Regions from separate parts of the Mus musculus genome. Here all the other regions are linked to region 1. A link is a loop called in an ENCODE intact Hi-C map of the cell type or tissue named here. Cell type or tissue: heart. All regions are shown on one strand. Region 1 holds the start of Tmcc3 (transmembrane and coiled coil domains 3). Region 2 overlaps Tmcc3 (transmembrane and coiled coil domains 3). Region 3 overlaps Gm32898 (a long non-coding RNA gene). Region 4 has its middle 2.3 kb from the start of Gm32827. Region 5 has its middle 36 kb from the start of Gm32827. Region 6 has its middle 17 kb from the start of Gm32827.

Region 1 (4,000 bases):
CAGCAAAAGTGATGCGTGTTTTCCCAGTTACCTCAAGGGGAATCTTTTAAATGACGGTTGTTAATCAACAAGGTGTTTGGGGGGAGGAAACTACCCATTCTTGAAAGGTTAGTCACCTCTGCATCCACCCCAGTAATTATCTGCATTTTTTTTTTAAAAAAAAAGCTAGTTTGCCAGAGGCAGGGATTCTTTTTTAAATCCTAGTTTGTTTCCAATGAGAGAGTAACAGGAAGAACTTTAAGCCCTTCCGAGGTTTGGTGCTTTCCTCTTGCACAGCGTGCTTTTCTGGGTGTAATAAGAGGATGCTTTTTTATAGCTATATCAAACTGAGTTCCACAGAGGAGCAGCCAGATCACCTAATGGGGTGCTGCCTTCTGCCACAGCAAAATTGCTTTTGCTGTGCCTTCATTCCAGCAGACTTATTGCAGCCTTGAGGAGGGATGCAAAATTACACCAGCCCCACTAGAGAAAAGTTCTTATGGTAGCTCTCCTGGTGCCTCGATGTCTCCACAGGAAAGCAGACCAAAAACAAAACAAAACAAAACAAACCTAAAAGCAATGCCAGTTGTGGCAGTGCATGCCTCTAACCCCAGCATTCAGAAGGCTAAGACAAGAGGATCGTGGGTTGCTAGCCAGCTTGGGCTACACAAGGAGACCTTGTTTCAAAAACAACCCCAAAACAATAGCAACAAAAAACAACTAAAAGCAGACAGTCCAGAAGGCTAAATCGGGATCACTAGGAGGGCCTTGAACTGTGTGATCTGGGCCACTCAACTCCTGCCCCGCCCCCCTACCCCCCCCCCATGTCTTCTGCCTTCACTAGGTTTCATCTGCCCAGTGGACTAATTACAGAGACTAGTCAGTCCATCCAGCACCTAACTCAGTTGTACTGCACAGTTTACTTGCAAATCCAGTATCTCCCTACTGATAATGTAACAAGTAAAACGTGATAAGCAGGATTTTTAAGGAAAAAAAAAATCCCCTTGACATGATGTCTTGGTCACTTTAAGGAGAGACAGGTGTGGGGAAGACGCTGCAGTTCAGCTAGTCCTTCCATTCCCCAACTGAGTGTGTGAGCACCAGTTCCCACCTCTACCTGACCCGCAACAACTCATTCAAGCTCATTCCAAGTTTGTCAACAAGCTCACCAGCCCCCAGGAGTTACCAACCCTGCTTGCTTACAGAGACCATTAAGTTATGACAACCCAGGCTCTCAAATTATCTTAGCATTACCGTCTCACCTGTGACTGCTCTATTACGTTTGTCCCCCACCCCCACCGGGTTACAAATGTTTTATGAAAAAAGACCTTTCCTTCAGTCAGCTGGGTTCGCGAGTAGTTGCCCTCCCAAGCAAACTTCTGACTGCAGGTAACCAAAACTCTAAATGTTTTTCTTAGGGAGTTTGGGAATACTTTCCTGGTGCACTGTTATGAAACTTCTAATGAAACCGAGAAAGAGTCGGTCGATGCAGGAGCGATTCCACCAAACTCATTAAATTTGTGGGTTTTTTTTTTTTAATCATTTTTCCTAAATTGATTAAGAGGCGCTAAAGTGAAAAGAGAAATGAGGTAAACATGCCACTTCTGGGAGAATCGACTACTGTTTCAAATTGTGACTGCATACCCACATTATATATAAGGGACCCCTGCATATGCCTATCACTTATGGCCGCAACTTGATCTTAGAGGTGGAAGGGTAGAAACTCTGCCCGGTCTATCTCTACGAACTTTATACAAGAAAGCCGACATCGAATCCCCAGTTCCTCGGACAAGCCAGAAGTTGGGAGGCTCAGAGAACAACTCCAGGTGCCGCCTGCCAGAGTGGAGGAGGTGCTGTTTCAAATGGCACTTTAGTCCGTCAAAAGAAGGGATGGGGGGGGGGGTGTCACATCCTTGCTGGACACTTGAGCTTCCCAAAAGGGAAAGTGTTCCTCAGGAGGGGCCCAGAGCTGGGGCTGTGGCCTCCGTCTTTATAGTGAAGCCCTCCATGGCCGGTCTCCACAGCTTGCTCAGAAGAGCTATTTTCGCTCACAGCCAAAATCAGCAACAGCAAATTAGGCTGCAAACCGTGGCGAAGGCACCCGCTCTGCACGGCTCCCAACTCCGGAGCGTCCATGCCGAGATCGACTTTTGACCTGGGCAGCGCGTCCCGGGCGTACAGTGCAGGGGACTCAGCTGCCAGGCAGGGGACGCAGCAGCAATGCAGAGCCCTGCAGGTGGCTGTGCCGGGAGGGAGCCAGACCCTGGGAGTCCCGGGGACCCGGCAGGCAGCGTGCGCTCTCTGGCGGGGAGGAGAGCCCGGCGACACCGTCGTGGAATAGGACTGGCTAGCCTCCGATTCCAGCGGTGGCCCAGCGTCCCCGGGCCGCAGGTTTTCCCCGGACCTTCCCGGCCGGGAGAGGCCGGCGTTGGGTTCTACGGTGCTGAGCCTCCGAGCCGACCCGGCCCGCGCCCTCCCCACGCAGACTCGCACCCCCGCGCCGCCCTGCGCGCGCCCTCACCCGGCTCTTGCAGCGGTGGTGCCGGCCGGGGTCTGAGTAGGTCCGGTCCACGGTGAGCGCCGTGTCGCTGCCCGGCATGTCTGCGCTTAGACTGACAACTTTGCGTCCTCCGGGGCTGCCGCTCCACTCGGCGCCGGGTGGCAGCTGCTCGCCGTGCTCCGCTCACCCTCGCCCCGGAGCCGCGGCCGAGGGGGTGGCGCGGGCCGCTGCAGCTGCTGCCGACACCCCGCGGCCCTGCGCCGCCGCCCGGGTGGGGAGGCGGGCGACAGTCTCCGCCCCTTTCCCCGCTCCCCGCCCCTGCGCCCGCGCGGCGCCTAGACCCGCTCCAGGTGCCGGGCTCAGCTGCCCTCCCTGCCTGCGAACGGGGCCCACGCGCTCCCACGCCTCTCCCGGCTCAGATGAGCGACGCTGGCACAGGTTATGGACCCACTTGAGTGTGATAAAAAAGACGGGTTTGAGCACACAGGAGGTTGCCGGATGCCTTAATGAAATATATATACATATTTCACTCAACAGGCACACTTACTTGCTGGACAGCTTTCCTGGACCTGGACAGTGGGCTAAGGATTCCAGGACGGAGGGGCATTTTCCCATCTAGTATTCCACGGAGCGGCACTCCCACTGTGTTGTGTATCTTAATTGTGCTTGTGTGACTCACTGTGTTGTAAGCTACTTTGAAACCGGGACATCTTTCCACTTGAGCGTTCTCTAGTCCCAGCGAGTGCTCCCTGCCCACAAGGAATTTGGAATCTGAAGAGAAAAAGTACTGATTGGTAATCAATGCGGTATCGGTTGCCTAACCCCCAAATTAACTACACAAGGTCCAGTGGTTTCGTGAGACGTGCCCCTGAGACCGGATTGGCAGGTTTTAAATCACTGATCCTAACAGGCTCAGAGTGCAGTGTGATCTGCCTACAGGGAGGGGAGGAGGTGTTTATCCCCCTAGCTGGCTGAGAGAAAACAGGTCTGTGCGTTGGGTGGGGGTGGGGGAGGGGACCCTCAAGGTGTCGGTTTAGTGGGTGTCTTCAGGCAAAAAGGGATCAGGTAGAAGAACGGAGAGTCGGGGGTAGGGGGTGGGGGGAATGTACTTTCAACATTAAGTTCAGCTTTGTTCTGTGGGTGTTTGGCAAGCTGCTGGGCTCCCTGAACCAGAAGTTGACAAGATCAGGATGGAAGTCTAAGACATCTATCTGATAGTCCTGTGAGAGGCATTGATGAAAGATAAAGAACTCTCGATAGGAGGCCTTTTCAAAGACTGAGGACAACCTGACCTATGTGTCATTCACTCACAAGGAGACCAGGGAACCAAGCATGTCGACTTAGTGGAGTATTAGACAAGTGTAGCAGTTGCGATGGCCCTCTGTGGAGTCATTTCTAGCATGTATAGTTAAGTGAAGAAAAGCAAGGTGCTGGAGAATATAGTGTTCTACCATTTATTGAAAGTGCAATGTGTATCATATCTATATAGAGAAATATAGATACATATACATACATACATAT
Region 2 (4,000 bases), 61 kb before region 1:
CTGGTTTCCCAAGTGACTTGGGAAACTTTCCGTGACCCTCACTGTGGTGTGCCTCATGATGGCCAAGTCCCCTAATTCAGAACTCAGTCATTTAACAAGACAAGGAGACACATCCATCAAGAAAATTATTTTTCGAATAGATTCATTAAGCAGATGTGACAGAACTGTATGGTGGATGATTAACTTCGATAATTGAATAATACAGTGGTATCTCTATATGAAAATAAATAATTCCTGACTACAAGCACAGTGATTAAAGTAAGTGAACAGAAGATCATCATATAGTCCAAATGTTGCCACCATTTTAATACAGCTCCTTGTGGTGTGCTGACCCCTACCACGAAGTTATTTTGTTGCTACTTGATAACTGTAATTTTGCTACTGTTATGAATCATCATGTTAAGTATCTGGTAGGCATTCCCCAGAGGGGTTGTGACCTACAGGCTGAGAACTGCTGTGATAATACAAAGCCAGCCAGACACCTGCTTTCCCATTCCCAGGTTGTCCTGACAAAAAAAAAACCCTATAAAGTAGCATCTAGCATCCTGGTCAGGGCTAGAAGTTTGGGCTCGAAAAGGGAGGGGCAGACCCAGCCCATGCACCGAGTTTGCTGACGTGTTCATAGAGATTATCGTGTTTGACCCTTATCACCGAGCCAGGCAAGAAACATGCTAAAGACACACATGTAGCAACATGCTAAAGACACACATGTAGCAACTGAGTGCTGTGGAGCTGGGCTTTGAGGCCAAGCCTCCTCTCACCCTCTTATTCTGATACCATCCTCAGAGGATGAAAAATGAGCCATGGTAGAGTCTGAACCCAATTCCAATCATAATATTTAATCTGGAACATCTCAGCTGTCAAGTTAACATGCCCTTGATAAGAATAATGCCATTACTGGACAGGAGACAAGGTAATGGCTGGCAGAAGTTACCTCTTCCCACCTTGTAAAGGACCAAGGATCTGGCAGCAAAAGGTTAGTAAGGGATTAAACAGACAGACCTCACAGTGTTTGAGTGACCCAGACTCGATACAGACCACTTTCAACAAGAGTATGAAGTCTTTGCCACGGTCCTAAACCCTGCCTAGAGCCTTATCAGGAAGAAGGGAGTCCTATAGTAGGCAAAGGTTGACCGGCAAAACCTCTTGCAAAACGTGTGTAAGTTAGTTAGTGTTCTCTCTTACTCCCCTCTTCCCACACACAGTTGCCAAGAAACAGACTCGTTCTTGCTGCTTTATCTAGGTAGAGATCGTCATGAAGGATCATGCAAGTCAGGCTGAAAGGAAATAGACACAGGCCACCGTGAGACTAGACAGCAAGATAAAGGAGGACAGAGGGGCCATGACTGTGCTTGGTCAGGAAGAAGGAGTATCAGGTACAGGGAGGTCTTTAGCTGTCCAAGAGGGTGGTCACAGTGAGCTCACAGAAGCTATGCACCCGTGGCTCACTACTGAACAGGAACAGCAATGGGTCCAAATGAGAACAACTGAAAGAAATACGCCAAACCTAGAAAATGCTAATTTGAGACAGACGGGGTAATTCATGGTGGCTGTACAGCCATAAGGCTGGAAACCGAGTTTTGCTGGAGGTACCAGAGCTGATTGTAACTTTCCAATTCCCGAGGCCTCCCAGGTGAAATCACACTACCCAGCCACAGCGAGACCCCAGCTCACCTTTCAAGCCCCAGCTGCAGTTGAGGGATGCCGCTTAGCCTAAGTGAGCTGGTCGGCATTGAGTGGAGAATGTGAGCACCTTCTGGACTTTCTCACAGTGCTCCCCGCTTGTCTACTTCTTATCCAAATCCTCCAGTGCTTCTGAGAGCTGCTCAAATGCCTCTCACCCCAAGCTTTCCCAGTGCCAGCAGAGGCTGCTGCTTCCTGCGAGCTTTCTTATTGCCCTGGTATCATGTGGCCCCGCCTGCTGACTCTGGCTCTTATTGCTCCTCTGTGAACTTTCACTACCGCTCCTCTCTCTGCAGGACAGGGACATGGGAGAGATGATGTCACAGTTGTACCCAGCCTCGGCCGGCACTTCCTTTATTCACAGAGGGCTGTCCACAATGGATCACCCAAAGTGACATCATTCTGTATTTCGAGGAGTCCACCCTGAAGTCACTCAAGATACTGATGAGCAGAATGAAACAAACAAACAAACAAACAGAGCCTCGTGTTCTGGCTCTGGTAGCCCTGACAATTCTAGACAGAGTTGTTTCCTAGTTCCCAGGCTGTTCCAAATCGACTCCACCGAGAAGGAAGCTGAGTACCCTTGCCTGACAATATACACAAACACAAACAAGGGCTTTCAGTCTTTAAGTGAAGTAGAGCTCACACCCAGGAAAGACCTCAGTCAATAAGTATAAAACATGATGAACAATTACAGTATGAACACGCTGTGTAACTACATTGAGCTTAAGGCAGAGGAGAAGCACCCCCCGGGCCCTGTCAATCACAGCTACATCACTCTTCCCTCCAGGGGAATCCAAACAGTGTCCATTAGTTTGGCCTATTTACACAACATTCTTGTCATTTTTTTTTCATGAGCAACTTGTTGTAGTCCTCTTAGAAGTCAAATATAAGATGAAACACACACACACACACACACACACACACACACACACACACACACCTCACACGTCTCAACTGACATTATTTTGTTTTCGAATTCTCCTGTGTCTGAAGAGAAAGGTTTCATGGTTTACCTGGCAAAACTCATCACGAAGTTACCGCCTGCTCATCTTTCTTCGGGCCTCCCCACCCCTGAGCTGGTCAGCCACCCAGGTAGTCCCAAGGCCGTGAGCAGAGCTCTCTTAAACACTGCAGGTCCCAGGGAGCCTTCTATACAGAGCTGTGTTGGCTCCCAGGAGGCCAACTGACTTTTGCCTTACTTTAAAGCTGTAACAATGCTTGGCATGGCCTCAAGACTGGGGGAAAGGAACCAAGCTTAAAGCTCAGGTCAGTTAGTCTTGCTGCCTGCCAGCAAATCTCTGCTACACACGCTTGAAGAGCGACAGAACTGCTGGGGTGCACATTTTGGACTTTTATATGAAGCCTGATCATTGCACAGATAAGTGAGGGCCAGGTATACATTGCTCAATGCCCGCAGATCCCCTGGGTGTCAACTGAGACAAAGAGTATGTGTGAGAGCCAAGCCCTCTCTGCTTTGTTTATCTTGGAATTGGCGCCCGCCCCTGAATGGCGCAACTTGCTTTCAGAATTAGGCTGTGGGAGGAGGTCAGAGGTCCCTGGAGCACCTGCGCGGTCAGCGTGTATATGGATTGTGTGCATGAGGGACTGTGGGCTTCTTCCAGTGCTGTATTAATTAACTACATGTTTCTGGGTAAACTGAGTCAGGTCGGTAGGATCCTATCACCCAATCTGTAGAACAGGGGGACAGGGAACAGCGAATACTGTATAATTTGAGGAGATACAGGACACTACACATTGTGAAGTTGCTGATGCACAGTCCAGACTGAGGCCTCTGGAGGCAGACTACCCCGCCCTTGTTATCATGATTCCTATAGACTATCCTAGCCTCAGGCTCCTCCTCTGTAAATGGACATAAAGACTTTAAAGAAAGGCTGGGGAGTTGACTTAATGGTAAGAGAGGCTGCTGTTCAAGCATGAGGCCATGAGTTCAAAGCCCCAGCACCCATATAAAAGGTCGAGTATGGCTGTACACACACCTACGACCCCAGTGACACCGCGAGTGTGGAAACAAGAGGATTGCTGGGGCTCACTGGATTCTAGCCTTGCTAAGAATTCCCAAGGGAATTAGGAGAGGAATAAATGAACAGGACACCCAAGGTTCTCCTCTGGTGTATAAACAGACACACACAGACACACACACACATACACCACACAGACACGGACACACACAGATACACACACACAGATATAGATACATCCATACACAGGCACACAGACATACATAGACACATATACATATAGACACACAGAGATACAGATACACAGACACAGACAGACACAGATATAGACATAC
Region 3 (4,000 bases), 93 kb before region 1:
ATGCACACACACACATACACATAAACACACACATACATGTACTCACTAACCCATACTCAGTCACCAAATCCACATACAAGCACACACATTTGTGTACATGCACACATAGAGACAGGCACACACAGACACACATAGACATACACACAGACCTGCACAGACATACATACACACTGACACACATAGACACACACACACAATCACACATGCATGCTCACTAACCCATACTCACTCACATGCACATACAACCACACACATTTACATATATGCACATAGACATACACAGATACATACATACTCACGCTCACAAACCCACAGACACACGTGCAAACACACACAGATATACAAGCTTACACACACAGATACATACTTACACACAGACACACACTCACAGACACACAGATATATACATACAGACATACACACAAAGACACACACACACACACACACACACACCCCTATGTGTTAGAAAGGACCATGAAATCCTCAGAGTCTCAGCTCTGAGAGGAGATACCATGTAGTTTCAGGCAGGACACTGGAAACTCAGAGAATTCATCCTGGCAAGAATGAGGAGTCATGCTCAGAGAGCAGAGTGGGAAAGGGGCCCATGAGATGGGGTTTCACATTTGTCCAGGGTAATGAGCGGTGCTGAGCATGCTCACACAGAGAGTGTCAGGACTGGATTCGATCTCGAGATAAATCATTGAAAACTGGCACCCAAGAGCTGAGGGGAGGGCTCACAATAAAGTGCCTGCCAGGCGAGTGTGAACACTTGAGTTTCATCCCCAGCACCCACGTCAAATACATAAACAAACAAACAGCTCAGCAGGGCATGCTTGGTGAGTGGAGACAGGACTTCTCAGGGCTCTCTGGCCACATGATCCAGCTGAATTGGCAAAATCAAGGTTCACTGAGAGTCTGTCTCTAAAGAATAAGGTAGAGAGTATAGAAGGAGATAACCCAATATTGACTTCTGAACTCTACATACATGTATGTATACATGTGTGCATGTGTGGGTACTCATGCACAAGAGCATGTGTGCACACACACATGCATGCATGCACATATACACACTCATAAAAGAAAGGAAAAAAAAGAGAAAAGAAAAAGAAATCCTGGAAAGTGACAGGGGCTACTGATAAGACCCTGGAGAAGGCAGAAGGCCCTTTGCACAGCCCTACAGGGTTCCCATGCCTCTGTCTGGACACTGAGGAGCTTAGGATGAGAGCAGGAGCTGCTGTAGCCTTGGAGGGTTCAGGGAGGGATGGGATGCTGTGGCCCGTCAGAGCAGGTGGCCGGGAATCTGCTTCATTGTGGTGCGTACACACCCTGAGAATGGGGGCAAATCTTAGCTGCACCCAGTCAAGCTGACTGACCACAGGGCCAGCCTGGGTCCCTTGGCCCTTTCTCTAACCATTTCCAGGTTACCATCAGCCAATGGAGGCCTGGCTGAGGTCCCATCATCAAACCCACTGTGCTCTCTGGAGCCGCCTGGAGGAAATATCTAGAACTTCAGCTTGAACGATTCCAGACAAGGTACCAAGTACTCAGTAACCCATGGCAACCCCTAGAGGCTGCTAGAGCCTCAGCAATGAGGAGCTGTATCCCAAGGAACCTGCCAGTTCCCCTGAGATGGCCCAAGCTTGGTGATCTTAGGATGACCTTCAACAGTCTACATGCCACGGGAGGCTCGTGACAACAGTGTCAGAAGGGGACAGTGTCTACCCCTCTCACACTTCCCATGGTGAGAGCCATGGTAGAAGGAATGGTACGAACAAAGGCGTAACTTCTCCAGTAGCCAACGGCTGTGGAGATCCCTCCATGTGCTTACGTAGTATACCCAGTTTTTAGCATGGAGTCCCTAAACTGCAAGTTCAGAAGTCACTAACCAGCTGTGATGGGTAAAGTCTCTTCAGGCCTGGACAATACTATCAGTAGGTCTCCCTTGGGGCAGCTTGGGTAAAGGTAGAGGGAAGAATGTCTTTTGGTTACCTCGTGGTTATTAATCTGGGAGATTCTGGGTGGTTGGTTCCAGGGTTTTGTACTTGATGATAGCGGCTCAATTCTTTTTTCTAAACCTTGATCATTGGTAAAGACACCAGGATCCTATAGGGCTGCCACCAGTTGGACTCAAATCAGTCTATACTTCTTAACATAGGTGGGGCACTTTCAAAGGACCCTGTCACTTACATGAACCTCCAGGACCTCTAGCCTCTTCCTTGTCTAAACCTTGGCTTTCTGCCTCCTTTGTAAGTGGCTAGCAGTCAGACACTGGAAACAGACAGCTTTAGCCAAGCCCTTGTGAGCTTCTTAGCTCCATTATCATACCTACACCCTGGACTTTGAACCTCAGCAAGTGGAGTTCATCATGTTTCTTAGGAGATAGGGCAACCAATTAAGGGTTCCACGGGTCTTGAGTAGGGCTCCTAGTGGGTCTCTGAAGGTAGGGATGGGTGGAATGGAGGCCATAAGACACCAGTTAACTAACTGACTCTGGATGCCAAAGTTTTTAAGTTCAGACTCCATTTTAGAGAGCCTGGCCTAAGTTTGAACTCCACTGGTCTCCAAGTTGCCCCCGCAACAAAACCTGGGCCTAGCTTCAGTCTCTAGGCTAATCCCCAACAAGACCAGCGTTTCCAGGTTACACTTTCAACAAGACCAGTATCTCCAGGTTGTTCCCTCAACAAACCTGCATGCCCAGGTTACAAGTCCACTCCTTGCCTAACGATCACCAATGCAGAGGGGAACAGAAGTTAAGTTTATGATATGACTCCCAGCACCAGCCAATTATGTTAAAGGCCACAGGAGCTTTCCAATTTGATGCTTGCACACATCTTCCCTGCTTGTGTTTACTATAAAGCCTTGCCCCGATAGACATTTGGGGCTTCCCCACCACCAGAACTGCCATGCGTGTCGGTAGTGAGCTGAGGGGCCTGAGCTAGCTTGAATAGAGTAAAGACCCTGCTGTAAGTTGCATCCAATCATCTCCTGTCTGTTTTTTGGGGGGGATTACTAATATTTCCCTGGCACAACACCTCCAGGAGAGAAAGAAGGACCCTCGTCCCCGAGCCTCATGCATGGTCTTTATATTTTACTTGTGAGCTAGCATTTAACCATCTATTCTCTGAGTCCTGCTTACATTCTAACTCTCACTCTCAGGGTCAAAGCAGTGCGTACTGGGGAAACTGGACATCTGTTCCCCTTATCCACCCCACAGAGCCCTTCCTCCCTCATCGTTACTCAAAACAAGCAACGAAGCTACAGGGACCTGTGAGAGAAAGGTATTTTTGACTTGGAGGTGTTTGGGGGTGACCATTCTAAAATTCCTCCCGAAAAATTATTGGAAGCACCGATTTATATCACAAAACAAAGATGTTGGGGATGTAGCTTAGTGGTAAGAACTTGCTTAATATGCCCCAGTATAATAATAATAATAATAGCAGTCATAATGATGATGATAATAACAATAACAGTAATAATCCAAAAAAGATAAATGAAGATGGATCTTGTTCAAACAGATGGGCATAATATCAGTTGAACATGTCATAGGGAACAAAAACAAAAATGCTAAATAATTAATAATTTGTCTTTCCCACTAAAATATGTCCCTTGCACTAAAATAGCTGCCTTGAGGTTGACACATCAACATGTCATAGATTTGTTCCGACTGTTTTCTCCTTCATCCCTTCGGTAGCAGATGTTTTGTGATGCAATTAGCCAGGGCTTATGTAGGACAGACATTTCTGTGACCTCATCATGGCACTGGCAGGTGATTGGCAGCACTGATTCAGCTGCTCTATGGGGCTGATAGGCAAGTGGCTTCTGTCGGTCTTCCCACTGCCATCCCCAGAACATGGGTTTTATTATTTTAGCCGTGACAGCTGTTATCTTTCGGTGGCAACGTGGCTAGCATGGTGGCAGGCATTATACTCACACAGGAAGAGGACCAGAACAGACAGGCACTGGTTTGGAACCACTCAAGAGAGAGTGGAAACAGGGCAAA
Region 4 (4,000 bases), 87 kb after region 1:
AGAGGAAAGAGCAGTGCTAAGGGGATTTTCGCAGCAGTAAACAGGGCAAGTACTCAGCCGGCTGGTGGGAATATGGAGGACCCCTGAGGGTGGGGTTCACTAACCTTCATTCCTTCTTTTCTCATTAACATCATCCCGATTTTATTCAGGATGCTAATATGCCTTGTTCAATATACTCTTCTCGGCCCCCTTGAAGTTGCCGATGGCCATGTACGATGGTTCTGGTGAAGGAAAAAAATAAACCCGAGTAAACATCTGTTTTGTTATTTCCTAATAAAAGAAGATACAGTTGATGAGGAAAGCTCTTCCCACCCCTTTCAACATAGACCCAATGGCTGGGACTTAAGCCACCTGGTATTACCATGACAACGGAAACCAGAGTGTTGAGTGGCTCTGATGAGGATCTGAACTAGCCTATCTCCAGATCTGCCATCACGTTAGAGAAATACACCCCTGCTTGTTTCAGTCACTGTTCTTGGACTTTTCTGTGGTTTGCAACCAAACGTTCCCAACAGAGCATCCAGGACAGAAGGTTATACTTGAGAGTCTGAACCTTAGGCAACGTCACCATAGAGACTGAGCATCCTCCACAATTAGCAATGTGTGTGGGTACCAGGAAGCAACCAGTCTGTTGCACCATGAAATGTGGACCAGCATGGGATGCCAAAGCAGGATGGCCGCCGAGGCTGCCGGTTGTTCTGGGGCACACACACTCCACCTTCTCTTCCACCAGCTGAATCCTGAGTTTGTTCCCACACGGCACACACGTGTCCTTCTCCAGCCTTACATACAAGAACTCCCCATTTCAGACACCTTGGCAAAGACCAGTGAAAGATGGGTAAGTTGATCTAGAACCTGCCCACTGTGGAGACAGCTCAGCTGTTTCTAGCTCCACCCAAGAGGCAGGAGATTGCCGTATGGAACACAGACAGGCATGTGATCGGCTGCCTTTAGATCATGTTCAATTATGTTATCAGCACCTTCTGGCTCTTTGGTCCCCAGTTAAGCCTTCCCTTGGAGATATATATATATATATATATATATATATATATATATATATATATCCACACACATACATGTATGTGTATATACATACATACATATATATATGTATATACATACATTTGTGTATACATACACACACTTGTTGTGTATTGTTATAAGGTGGATATACATGTTCATGTGAGTTGTCCCAGTTATGGTTACTATTGCTACGTTGAGATACCATGACATAGCATATATTGCTATGTATACTATGTATGATCAAAAGCAACTTGGGGATTTATTTTGCTTACATGCCATAGTCCATTGAGGGAAGTCACAGCAGGAACTCAAACTAGGCAGGAACCTGGAGGCAGAACCTGGCAGAGGCCATGGAGGAGTAGTGGTTACTAGCTTGCTCTTCATGGCTTGCTCAGCCTGCTTTCTTATGGAACCCAGGACCACTAGCCCAAGGGTGGCCCAAACCATCCTACAGCCCAATCTTATAAAGGCAGTGTTTTGTTTTGTTTTGTTTTGTTTTGTTTTGTTTTGTTTTATTAAGGTTCCCTCCTCTCAGATGACTATAGCTTCTGCTAAGTTGACATAAAATTAACCAGTGCATAGGTATATAAGTGTATGTGTGACTGTATGTGCACATGTGTATTGTGCATGTGTGTAGAGGTCAATGTCATATAATTTCTTCAATTACTCTCCGTGTTTGCCTATTTCTTTTAAAAGACTGTGTGCGTGTGTACACATATGTGCATCTGTGCCTGTGTGTGTGTGTGTGTGTGTGTGTGTGTGTGTGTGTGTGTGTGTGCCTGAAAGAAGATGATAGAAGGTATCTAGGAGCTGGAGTTACAGGTGGTTATGAGCTGTGGGCACTGGGAAATGAAGCCAACTCCTCTGTCAGAGCAGCAGGCTCTCCTAAGCACTGAGCTGGCTCTCCGGCTCCTCACCTTTATTTTTGAGACAGGATTTTTCACCAAACCTGACGCTTATGAATTTGGCCGGGCCAGCTGGCCAATGATCTTCAGGGATCTGCCTGCCCCCATCTGGTGCCAGCATGGGCATTGCAGGCTTTTTTTTTTTTTTTTTTTTTTTTTAAATAGGACAAACTGAATAAGAGTCCCCATATTACAGTTTGGATCTCTGAGAGCAGGGTACATTTAGAAACTATAAATGGTTCATGAAGGTCTAATATAAAATTACATAGAAGGGCAGGGGAGCATTTTGTAGATCATATATCAAAGCGTGTGTGAGACTTTCTTTCCAACGGCCATGAGGAGCCACCGAGGGAGTACAAACGAGCGGCTGCCATAAACCAGATCTTTTATTTAGAGACATCACAGGGCTACACTCTGGGAAAGCACACTACAAGGTGGCGCAGGGCCAGTACCACTGGTAAGAAACCAGGCAGCCCTGAGTTAGAGTCACGGCAGAAGGCATATTTGAGTCTTTAGCAAAAGGGTTTAATGACAGATTGGATCTAAGGGGTAAGGAGCAAGGAATTATAGTAATTCCCAGATCTGATGGGTGGTTCGCTGTGCTGCCCATCGGAAGCAGAAATGCAAGAGGGTCGGGAGGGCTGAGAGACATGTGACCTTGTGCACCATGGGACAGTTTCTGGGGGTGATCACCAGGCAATGGGTCAGGCAGCGGATCAGAGCGGTTAACTATTCTGAAAGCACTGAGGCCAGCCAATGGAAAGGCACAAAGTAAAAAAGATGCCAGAGCGGAACCTCCGGGGAAACCCAGGAGTCAGGAATGGTCTCCTTCCTCCATGAAGGAGAAAATGACGTGGCTGGAGAAGCAGGAAGCAAGCCACAGAGGGGGCGCTATCACGGGTTAGTAAGAAAAGTCTCCCACAGGTGGGTCTTTATCAAAGACCCTCGGCAAGTGGTGTTATAACGGACAGACCGACGGACAGGGTCTGGAAACCAGCAGGGAGGGCCCAGCTGGAGAAAGGAAGTCCCTTGAAGGGGACTTCCTCATCTCCTGGTCTCTTCCTCATGCTCCAGTCCCTGTCTGAGATGAGTTCAAAGCCCTCTCTACTCACATTGTCACTGCACCGTTAGCCCCAAATCAACAGATCCAAGTCCTATGGACCCGGGCACCAAAACAAACTTGGGCTGTTTATGTCAGAGATTTAGTAATAAGCATATAACAGTAAGTAACACAAGTTGGGTAGGAGAGCATGGTGGGAAGTGCAGCCAGGACCACTCTAAAGGACTGAACGCTGACATCCTCGATGTCACAGAGCTCTGCTCATGGTTAGGACCTTAAGAAGGACAGAGGCCACCTTTGGGCTTGAACTCTTGAAAGGCAGAGGTGAGTCCGACCTGTGAGAGTTACAGCATGCCACTTGTCCCCATATTACAGTTCAGATCTCACACCAGAAAGTCTTCACCTCCAGCCTGTGAGAGGCGCGGCTTTGTAGGAAATGTTTGCATCCGAGCTTCTCCTCTTTGTTGCTCCTGGCCACCAAGTGGTGAGCATCTTTACACCTGTCATGCTCCCAACCTGATCTTCCTCGGCTCCAGAGGCCCCCAAATCATAGACCCAAATGACCACATAGCGAAGGTTCTAAAGCTATGAGCGTGGTTCAGCTTCTCCTCGACCGATTTCATCGGTCATTGTGTTGGAGCAGCAGACAGCGGAGTACCACGCCCTGCCTTGTGGATTGGGAAGTGGAACTGAGAGGCTGGGAAGGCTTCCACGCTGGCGACCGATTCTTTAATGCCACGGCTGCGTCTACTCGGTGTGTCTTACTTAGAAATATAAATTCCCAAAATATATCCAGCAGGGGGGCGAGAGCTACAAAAGGCTGGATTACCTGACAGGATGAAGAATGTGCTAAATGAAGATACAACAGGAGGCTGTGGGAGCTCAGGAGAAGGGGAGATTAATTTCGGCTGGGTGGAAAAGCGTCTTTTCCAGAAGGCAGGTGGCATCTGAGCTGGCACTTTAAGGACTGGGCTGCTTTCATAGAGAAGGAAAAGAGTGCTCTCTAGCTGAA
Region 5 (4,000 bases), 54 kb after region 1:
AGCTACCTTATTCTGTAGGTTTTATTTTTATTTATGTGTGTGTGCTTGTGTGCATAAATATGTGTTTGTGTATATTTATATACATATGTATATATGTGTGTGTGCTTGTGTGCATATATATGTTTGTATATATTTATATATGTGTGTATGTGTGTGCTTGTGCATGTGTGTGTGTATGGGGGGTGGTATAGGTGCCCTCAGAGGCCAGAATACAGCATCCAATATGGAGCACAAATTAGAGGCTGCTTTGAAGCATCTGATATGAGTTCTGAGAACCAAACTTGGATCCTCTAGCAAGTTCTCTTAACCACTGATCCCTCTCTCTAGGCCCCTGCCACACCTACTTTTATAGAGCTGTAAGCTAAACATGTTTTTCATATTTTTAAACAGCTGAAGGAGACAAAGAGTTCATGACATGTAGAGTCCGATGACGTCAACATTTCAGTATTCATGAAGTTTGCAAACCCATCTGTGCTCAAGTCTTGCCTGTAGCTGCTTTAATGAAATGCAGTCAAGTTCAGGAGTTGTGACAGACTACATGGCCCTCAAACCTTAGAGCATTATATTTCTTACCTGGCCCTTCACAGAAAGCATTTCCTACACTCTACAGTCTGGCTGTTTCTAATTGCAGTCTCTTTTTTCTTTCAAGACAGAGAAAAGAAGAGGTGGCCCCTGGAGTCTTTCACTCTGTCAGTGTTGTATGATTTAAAAAGAATGAGACAAGAACTTCTCAGTCACTTAAGGGACAAGACTGGAGGTCCTTCTTCACTCTCCAAGTGATGTAGACACATATGTGCAATTGGAGCTTGGAGACAGATAAATGACGAGAGAGAGACAGAGAACAGTCAGAGTCAAAGACACAGATTTCCCCGGACATTAGAAAGTGAGTTGGGCAGGGGCATGGGTGGTAGTGGGTCTTCCTCAGCCAATAGGATCAGACATAAAATTGATACAATGAGCTATAAAGCAAAACCAAAAGAGGATCTGGGAGCGTGTGAAGGGTCACGAGTCTTTAGAGTACATGGAGGTCTCTCTTCCACAGGCGCAGACAGCTTGGCCCCAAGTGTTTTCAAGTCTCAGCTGCTTCCACGTGCTCGAGAGAATGCTGCTTCTAGCTGGCCGCCGGCGTCCTTATTCAAGCATGACCCTGCCTCATTCCGATCCACCAACGACAAGGCTGGCCACTTGCCCAGCTCCAAAACTGGTCTCTGTTTATTTCTGACTCTAGGAAATGACAGAGATGTCCCATGATAACTGTATTCTGTGTTGTTGATTGGAGTATCTGATTTGTCTTGTGTAGTTAATGCAGAAAACTACTTTTGCTTCCCCTGCCAGTATCTTTTATCTGTGGACATTCTTCTCCTTCCAAGGTCCAATCAAACGTCTCTGTCATTTCATCTTCAGACTCTCCCTTAAGGAGGACTGTGTAAAGTAGGAGAGAAGCCAGCATTGTTGAGCAATCAGGAAAATGGGGTCCTCTTTAGAGCAGACAATGCCAAGGTCACAATAAGACAAAGGACAAAGGGAGGGTCACTTGAGGGCAAGTGGACGAAGACAGAGTGTAAGCAAGGAGGCTGGTTTTAGAAAATCCAAGGCCGTGTGGCCACCCTGACCTAAAGACGTCGGGATTTAATATCTTGGGCTTTTTCAGTATGTCAGGTCATAAACGCAATCCTAGGAGGTTAAGATGAGCTCCTCCTCTCAAGCAAAGTCCAAAGAAACTCAGTGGCTCACTTAAGTGGCAACCATGAAGTCAGAGCTCAGGACACTGGGTTCATTGCATGCTCAAAGCTTACCACCATGCCCCCGGAGCACGGCAGGTATTCAAGAAAGAATTGTTGGGAAAAGAGCGTCTGGCCAAATGGCAACCTTCAAGCCTGCTGCCTGAAGCTATTTCTATTGCTAATGGATGGAAATGGCTCAAGCTACAACAGGTGCTCCTCCCCCATCCGTTCTGACGTCAAGATGCAATTTGTCTATGACTTTCTAGCCCGAGTGTCATCCAAGGGCATCGGCCACAGAGTCCATGGGATATGGAAGGAACCAGGAAAGGGTCTCGGCCTCCTGTCTCCTAAGCACTTTAAGCTAATTCCTATGGGTTGAGTTACATAAACCTTACAAAGCAAATATGGACCCACTCTTATAGAGATGCTATTTAAACTTTTAATTTCTTTTTCTTTCTTTTTTTTCTTTTTTTTCCCCCGAGACAGGGTTTCTCCTGGCTGTCCTGGAACTCACTTTGTAGACCAGGCTGGACTCGAACTCAGAAATCTGTCTGCCTCTGCCTCCCAAGTGCTGAAATTAAAGGCGTGCACCACCATGCCCAGCATTTTAATTTCTTTAGATTTGTTTATTTTCTGTGTATGGGTGTTTTGTCTGCATGGGTGTTTTGTCTGCATGCAGAGCATCGCATGCATGCAGTACCTACTGAGGCCAGAAGAGGGCATCAGATCCCCTGGTACTAGACTTTGGGCTTGTTGTGGGCCACCTTGTGGGTGCTGGGATGTGAACCCAGGCTCTCTTCAAATGCAGTATGTATTACTAACCACAGATCCCTCCTTACAGCCCTGGGGAGACACTACCTTTTACATTATTAAGCCTAAAGTCTGCATTCTAAGCTTAACAGCTTAGCAACAGGATAATGAAGTGACACAGGTAAGTTGCACAGGATTCCTTAGACCTGCCTTCTATAAGAAGCCACAGGTATAAATACAGTGTGACCGTGCATGAAAATGCCAAAGAAAAGCCAGCTAGCTGTTTTTTTTTCTGTTATTTTTCTCCCCAAAATAGTGAAACTTTCTATCATTCATGATTCATTAATACCTATTGACATATTTCAAGTTTCGAATGTTGTGTGAAGCCACATGTTTCCTTACATGGCTTTAAAACAAATGCCTGATCATACCCCAACGATGCCCCTCAAGGCATGAGGACCCCAAAGGGACAATGGCACAGGCTTAGTGAGTCTTTTATCAAAATTTTTCATTTTTCCATCTTTGCAAAAAGACAGACTCTCGGGTAAGGCTCTGCAACCTTCAATTTTACAGACATATTGGACATAACAAGCCATGAAATTGCTTCACAAAAGAAATCATTTTTCTGATTCAATAAATGATCCAGGAGTTGGAGGAAACCCATTCAATGCCTGATCTGAATGAGAGAGAGCAAAGAAAAAAATCTTTAATGTTATTTAAACTAGTCCGGACTGAGATATGGAGTTCTGAGAGAGGGTCAGAAAAGAATCCACTTCAAAAGAAGACCCAAAGAAAATCAAAAGACCACAAAAGAGATTTACTTATTTTTATTATTCCCAAGAAAATAGCACTGTCCCCAGGCATTGCCACCAGGCTACCCAGGTCTGAAAGATAACGAAGTCCATCAGGCTGACTGTCTGCTAACCTGGACAGAAACAGCAGTGCTGGGTGAAGTCACTCCCCACAAAGACAAGAGAGAGCTGAGGATTCCCCAGAGAGAAAGTGACTTTCCTGCCAACACTCGTCACAGGTTTGATTTTACTTTCTGTTTTTGATTTTTTAAAAAAAAAATGTTTTCAAGATTTTTTGAAAATGTCTTCTGTAACCCAAGCTGGCTTCCAACTCACTAGGTGGCTGAGAATAAGCTCAGACTCCTGCACTTCCTGCCTCTACATCTTGAGTGCTGGGATTGTAGGTCTGGGCTGCCCACACTTGGATCATGCAGGAACAGGGACTTAATGCAGGGCTTCCGTCATCCTGGGAAAGGGTTTTACACCTTCAGCCTATGGTGTGATTGTTTCCATACAATTCAGCACCGGTTTCTTCTCGCTATCAAGGCAAGAAAGAGAAGCGGGCTTCTAAAATGAGCCAACGTTCTTACCTTTTTTTCTAATAAATGTGTTTATGAAATCATTGTTTCTCTTTGCTATGTGCAACGGAGACAAGCTGGAATCGACAGCCCAGCTTTCAGAGTTTGCTATGAAATCTCAAAGTGATTAGATTAGGAGGAACCTGGCCACGTCGCT
Region 6 (4,000 bases), 110 kb after region 1:
TATCATCCTGTCAGTGTGGCCAGAAAGCAGAGGGAGAGAGAAGCGCTGCCCCTTGAGCCGAACACCTGGATACACACATCAGAGGAAGTCATTAAAGTTCCCATTTCTACAATTTCTCAATTACCGTGGCCAATAGCACCGTGGAAAGGGCCCTTGAGAAGCCATCCTCAACCAGGGCCAATTTCAGAGCAAAGCATGCCACTGTACCCCGCATCTCCTGCAGAGGCTTCTCTTCTCAGTGACTCTTCCTCTGCCTCCCTTTGAAGGCCAGTCCTTCTCTAGGGCTGGTGGCCAATGATGGTCAATGATTGGTGCTTTAGGGCAAGTTTATGATGATTTTTAGCTTTTGATGAATTTCCGTTTCAGGTCCCAGCTCCACACAGATCTTGCTTGGAGGATTTTGCCTTTTTAGAGGCACCAGGCAATAGGCTGATGTGAGATGGGGGGTGGACCTCACTGGAAGTTTGTCTTCTTTTTAGACATCAGAGCAACTCGGGAAAATTCTTTTTGAGAACTGCTCTCCTGGTCGGGATCTATATTTAGATTCTGAACTATAGACGGGGTGGGAGTGGGGATGGGGGTGGGGGGCTGAGACTCCCCGTGGGTCTTCCTCAAAACACATCAGCCTAGGAACTGAAGAGAGCGATATCCTTGTTAATCCAATCAGTTCTAGACAAGAAAACTAGAGGATTCTGCTGAGCAAGTCCCCCTCTGGTGCTTCAATTATCCCTTTGGCTGTCTACGTCCATCAAATTAACTCAGGATTCTAAAGTCACATTTCACATTGTTTTATATGACTATCAGCATGGCAGGTTTAACCCAAGACTCCCACCATCATCTGAAAATAGCCTGGCAGCTGGGGTGTCTCACCCCTTCCAACAGTGTCCGCGGCTATGGAGGGGACAGCAGGAGTGACAGGCTTCAACCACTGCCCCCACTTTTGGGATGGTCTGAACTGCTGTGAGTTGGGTTTGCATTTCCCAAACTAAAACAATAAGTAAAGCAAGGGTTTCTGGGAACAGATAGGAGTATAGGCATATGGTGATTAATTTGCCTGCACCACCACATCTGAAGTAAAGGATAAGTACAAAGTAGCAACGACCATATTAAAAACCACAATAACAACATCACCCGGCTAACTTCATCAGTAAGATTAACTCAAGCTTTTTTTTTTCCTACTGGATAGGCAACACTTACTAAATTCTTTCCTGTGTGGGAGAGCGCCTAAGAGAGCAGATGCGGGTGGGAGGGCAGATTGCTACATTCTTTCAGAAAGGAATCTGAAATCCCGTTGGAGATGCTTTTAAAAATGAATATACTCTATGATTCTACAGTCTCACTTCCAGGAATGTATCCCAACAAAGCAAATGTACACAGAAGCATGTGCAAAGATAATCTTTGTAAGGATGCTTATTATAGTTGTAAGTTGTAAAAACCACGTGGTTATTACAGTCCACGATGCACTGTTAAGTGGTCACTGAAATGTGGAGGTACACTGACTCAGAGACATACCTGCAACATGTTATTAATGGGAGAAGGTGACGAAATGTATATATACCAACGTGTCAAGTGATTCTACTTTCAATAAACAGTATGCATACATAACAAATATAAATTAAAAATGCCAGCCCTGTGGACAGCCTTCTGCTGGATTGTTGTCTGAGCAACAAGAAGGTGGGAAATGAGCCTCCCAGGTACTTTTTACAGCCCAGGACAAGCACTTGTTCGTTTGTGCATTTTGTCCCTGCAGTGCAGCAGTTCTCAGCCTGTGGGTTGTGACCTCTTGGGGGATTTGAACGAACCTTTCACAGGGCTTGCCTGAGAACATCGGAAAACACAGATATTTACATTATAACTCATAACAGCAATAAAAATGACTGTTATGAAGTAGCAATGAAAGTAATTTTATGATTAGGGGGTCACCACCCCATGAGGGACTGTATTAAAGGGTGGCGGCATTAGGAAGGTTGCAAACCGCTGCTCCCGTGGGCTCTGCTTCATTACTGATCCTCACCTCTGTGATCACTCAAGGTTGCTGAGAGCTGGTTCGGGCCAGTGTGCGACAAAGGCAGACTGTACCACGGCAGTGATTATGTACAGATGGCGCCGCTCCCTCCCTCCACTCCCTTTTGCTCACCTCTATTTCCTGGCTTTGCCTATAATGATCCTGTAATGAATATGCGTGTTGTGTGTGGCTTCCAGAGTAAAACCAGGAACAGGAAAACAACGGTTACACAGACAGCACTGTTGCCACCTGCTGGCGATTATAGGGAACAGCCACAGCGATTTAAGGTGGACGCCCACAGCAGGCGGTGATGGTGAGGGCTGTGGAAGACCTGAGCTCTGCTCTCAGATTCCCCGCTGTTTCTGCCTGGATTTAGGGACTTTTTGCAATGGAAAACAATCTTAACTGTAGAGGGCTTCTTTACAATGTTTGGGGGGGGGGGAATTCCACCTTCCAGAAACAAAGTCAGGTTTGCTGCCTTAGTCTGAATGCTAGGGAAAAATCACATTCCCTGCCCCATGTAGCAATGCGCATCTGTCAGATAGTTTAAGGACTGTATCTCCTCTAAATCCCTCCCTCTTACAAACGCATTTATTATGAGCTGGTGAGATGCCGCCACGGCTGACTTTGTTCCCCCGGACCCTCAAGATGGAGAGAATCAACTGCTGAACTCAGGTCATCCACAAGAGCAGAGTGAGCTCTTCCGAGTCATCCGTCCCATGGCTTCTCTGGCCTGACAGATGATCAGCGTCTTCTCCAGGGTGTGTCACTTTCTTAGGTCTTTGTCAAATGGCCTTCAATGAAGCTTTTCTTAATTTCTCTATCACACAGTTAAACACGTCCCTCTGTTTGGTCCTCATGTTCTTTCATGACGTCTTCCGTTTTAGCTTACGCGCCGCTGATGAACCGCACGTGTGAAGAGACAGGGACACATCCCAGTCACACAGTCACCGCCCCCTCCACGATGCCTGGCATCTGCCGCAGATGCCCCATGGTACCCAGTGCAGAGTTCCTGCACGAAAGGTAATAGCTTTCGCTGCATAGCTCAGATTTGAAGACCAACAGGACTGGCGGCTTGGATACGTGTGAGCTCACGTCAAGCCAGGGTCTATTCTTCGGATGCTTTTTGTTAGGCAGTTGCTGGAGCTGATCAAAGGGATGAGGCCATGAAGCCCAGCACTCTATCTGCTGAGTTTCCCACAGAGCTCTAAGTGTCACACAAACCCAAGCTCAGCACTGACACAGAAAAAGCACAGTTCTACCAGGTGTCAGGCACTGGCTTCTCCCATGCTCGGGCTGGAAAGCAGCACCAGATATTTGGAAATTTCCACAGATGACAACCTGTCTCTCCTCTGTAAACTCCTGCTTGCCTTTCTCCTCAGAAGACCAGGAGCCTGAGCCTCCACATAATCATCTGTCTTCTAGGTACCATAACCTCAGACCCTGCCATCCCAGGTCTGTCTGTCTTCTAGGTACCATAATCTAAGACCCTTCCATCTCAGGTCTGTCTCCAGGGGAAGAATTTGCTGTAGGGACACCTCACACCTTTTTACCCCTTACACAACACTGGCCTTATACAACACTGGCCATATTTATTAATTAATTAGTTAATTAATTAATTAGGTGATAGCTTTCATTAAAAATATGGTTCTTGGTATCCCTGTTTGAAATGAAGGACAACAATTCCCTATTTTTATTTTTTAAATAGAAAGGCTATTTTCTATAACACACATACATTTGTATTAAGGGCCTTAAGCCACCCCCACACATACACACACACTCATGAACACAGAGACATATGCACATACTCATGCACACACAGAGACATTCGTATAATACACATAACACACACAATGAATTCCCTGTTCCTTTTATTACTTATAAAGGTAAACACGATTGTACCGGAATGTATTAAATTCCCTTCTTACAGAGGATGACCACACATGTCTCCTGAAAGTAGTGGACTCCAGACTGTTGGAGCCCACCCAGAGGAGC

Evidence for each region. A loop is a pair of places that touch in the nucleus more often than their neighbours do. Peaks named below come from ENCODE experiments on the same cell type or tissue, not always from the same donor. Only the 100,000 strongest peaks of a DNase experiment are listed, where the experiment ranks them.
Region 2: a loop joins it to region 1, with 2.6 times the contacts of the local background. A loop is called at or near these places in 11 of 42 quality-filtered maps.
Region 3: a loop joins it to region 1, with 8 times the contacts of the local background. A loop is called at or near these places in 13 of 42 quality-filtered maps.
Region 4: a loop joins it to region 1, with 2.1 times the contacts of the local background. A loop is called at or near these places in 11 of 42 quality-filtered maps.
Region 5: it touches region 1 in a loop (2.7-fold over the local background); 9 of 42 quality-filtered maps call a loop at or near these places.
Region 6: it touches region 1 in a loop (5-fold over the local background); 11 of 42 quality-filtered maps call a loop at or near these places.

The regions. Positions count from the first base shown.
Region 1 is chr10:94,513,605-94,517,604 of GRCm38, reverse strand. It overlaps Tmcc3 (transmembrane and coiled coil domains 3), which reads right to left and starts at 2,748. Exons shown (of 4, transcript NM_172051.3): 1 at 2,501-2,748. The coding sequence starts at 2,578. It overlaps Gm40743 (a long non-coding RNA gene), which reads left to right and starts at 2,726. Exons shown (of 3, transcript XR_871960.2): 1 at 2,726-2,917; 2 at 3,017-3,273. In heart, CTCF peaks have their summits at 2,064 and 2,270; DNase peaks (open chromatin) are centred at 2,254 and 2,764; H3K4me3 peaks cover 3,198 bases; H3K27ac peaks cover 2,466 bases.
Region 2 is chr10:94,574,127-94,578,126 of GRCm38, reverse strand. The region is part of intron 1 of Tmcc3 (transmembrane and coiled coil domains 3); the gene reads right to left. Among named protein-coding and RNA genes, the nearest start is that of Mir7211, 10 kb to the left of the region's middle. In heart, a CTCF peak has its summit at 1,867; DNase peaks (open chromatin) are centred at 1,906, 2,896 and 3,176; H3K27ac peaks cover 1,694 bases.
Region 3 is chr10:94,606,966-94,610,965 of GRCm38, reverse strand. It overlaps Gm32898 (a long non-coding RNA gene), which reads left to right. Exons shown (of 5, transcript XR_001779842.1): 4 at 1-3,278. Among named protein-coding and RNA genes, the nearest start is that of Gm32898, 15 kb to the left of the region's middle. In heart, no CTCF peak of the experiment used is centred here; a DNase peak (open chromatin) is centred at 1,545; H3K27ac peaks cover 334 bases.
Region 4 is chr10:94,426,744-94,430,743 of GRCm38, reverse strand. It overlaps a transcript of Tmcc3 not described here. Among named protein-coding and RNA genes, the nearest start is that of Gm32827, 2.3 kb to the right of the region's middle. In heart, a CTCF peak has its summit at 2,025; no DNase peak of the experiment used is centred here; H3K27ac peaks cover 189 bases.
Region 5 is chr10:94,460,033-94,464,032 of GRCm38, reverse strand. It overlaps a transcript of Tmcc3 not described here. Among named protein-coding and RNA genes, the nearest start is that of Gm32827, 36 kb to the right of the region's middle. In heart, a CTCF peak has its summit at 2,439 (motif pointing right); DNase peaks (open chromatin) are centred at 1,122 and 1,962.
Region 6 is chr10:94,407,116-94,411,115 of GRCm38, reverse strand. It overlaps a transcript of Tmcc3 not described here. Among named protein-coding and RNA genes, the nearest start is that of Gm32827, 17 kb to the left of the region's middle. In heart, a CTCF peak has its summit at 2,256 (motif pointing left); a DNase peak (open chromatin) is centred at 2,245; H3K4me3 peaks cover 666 bases; H3K27ac peaks cover 680 bases.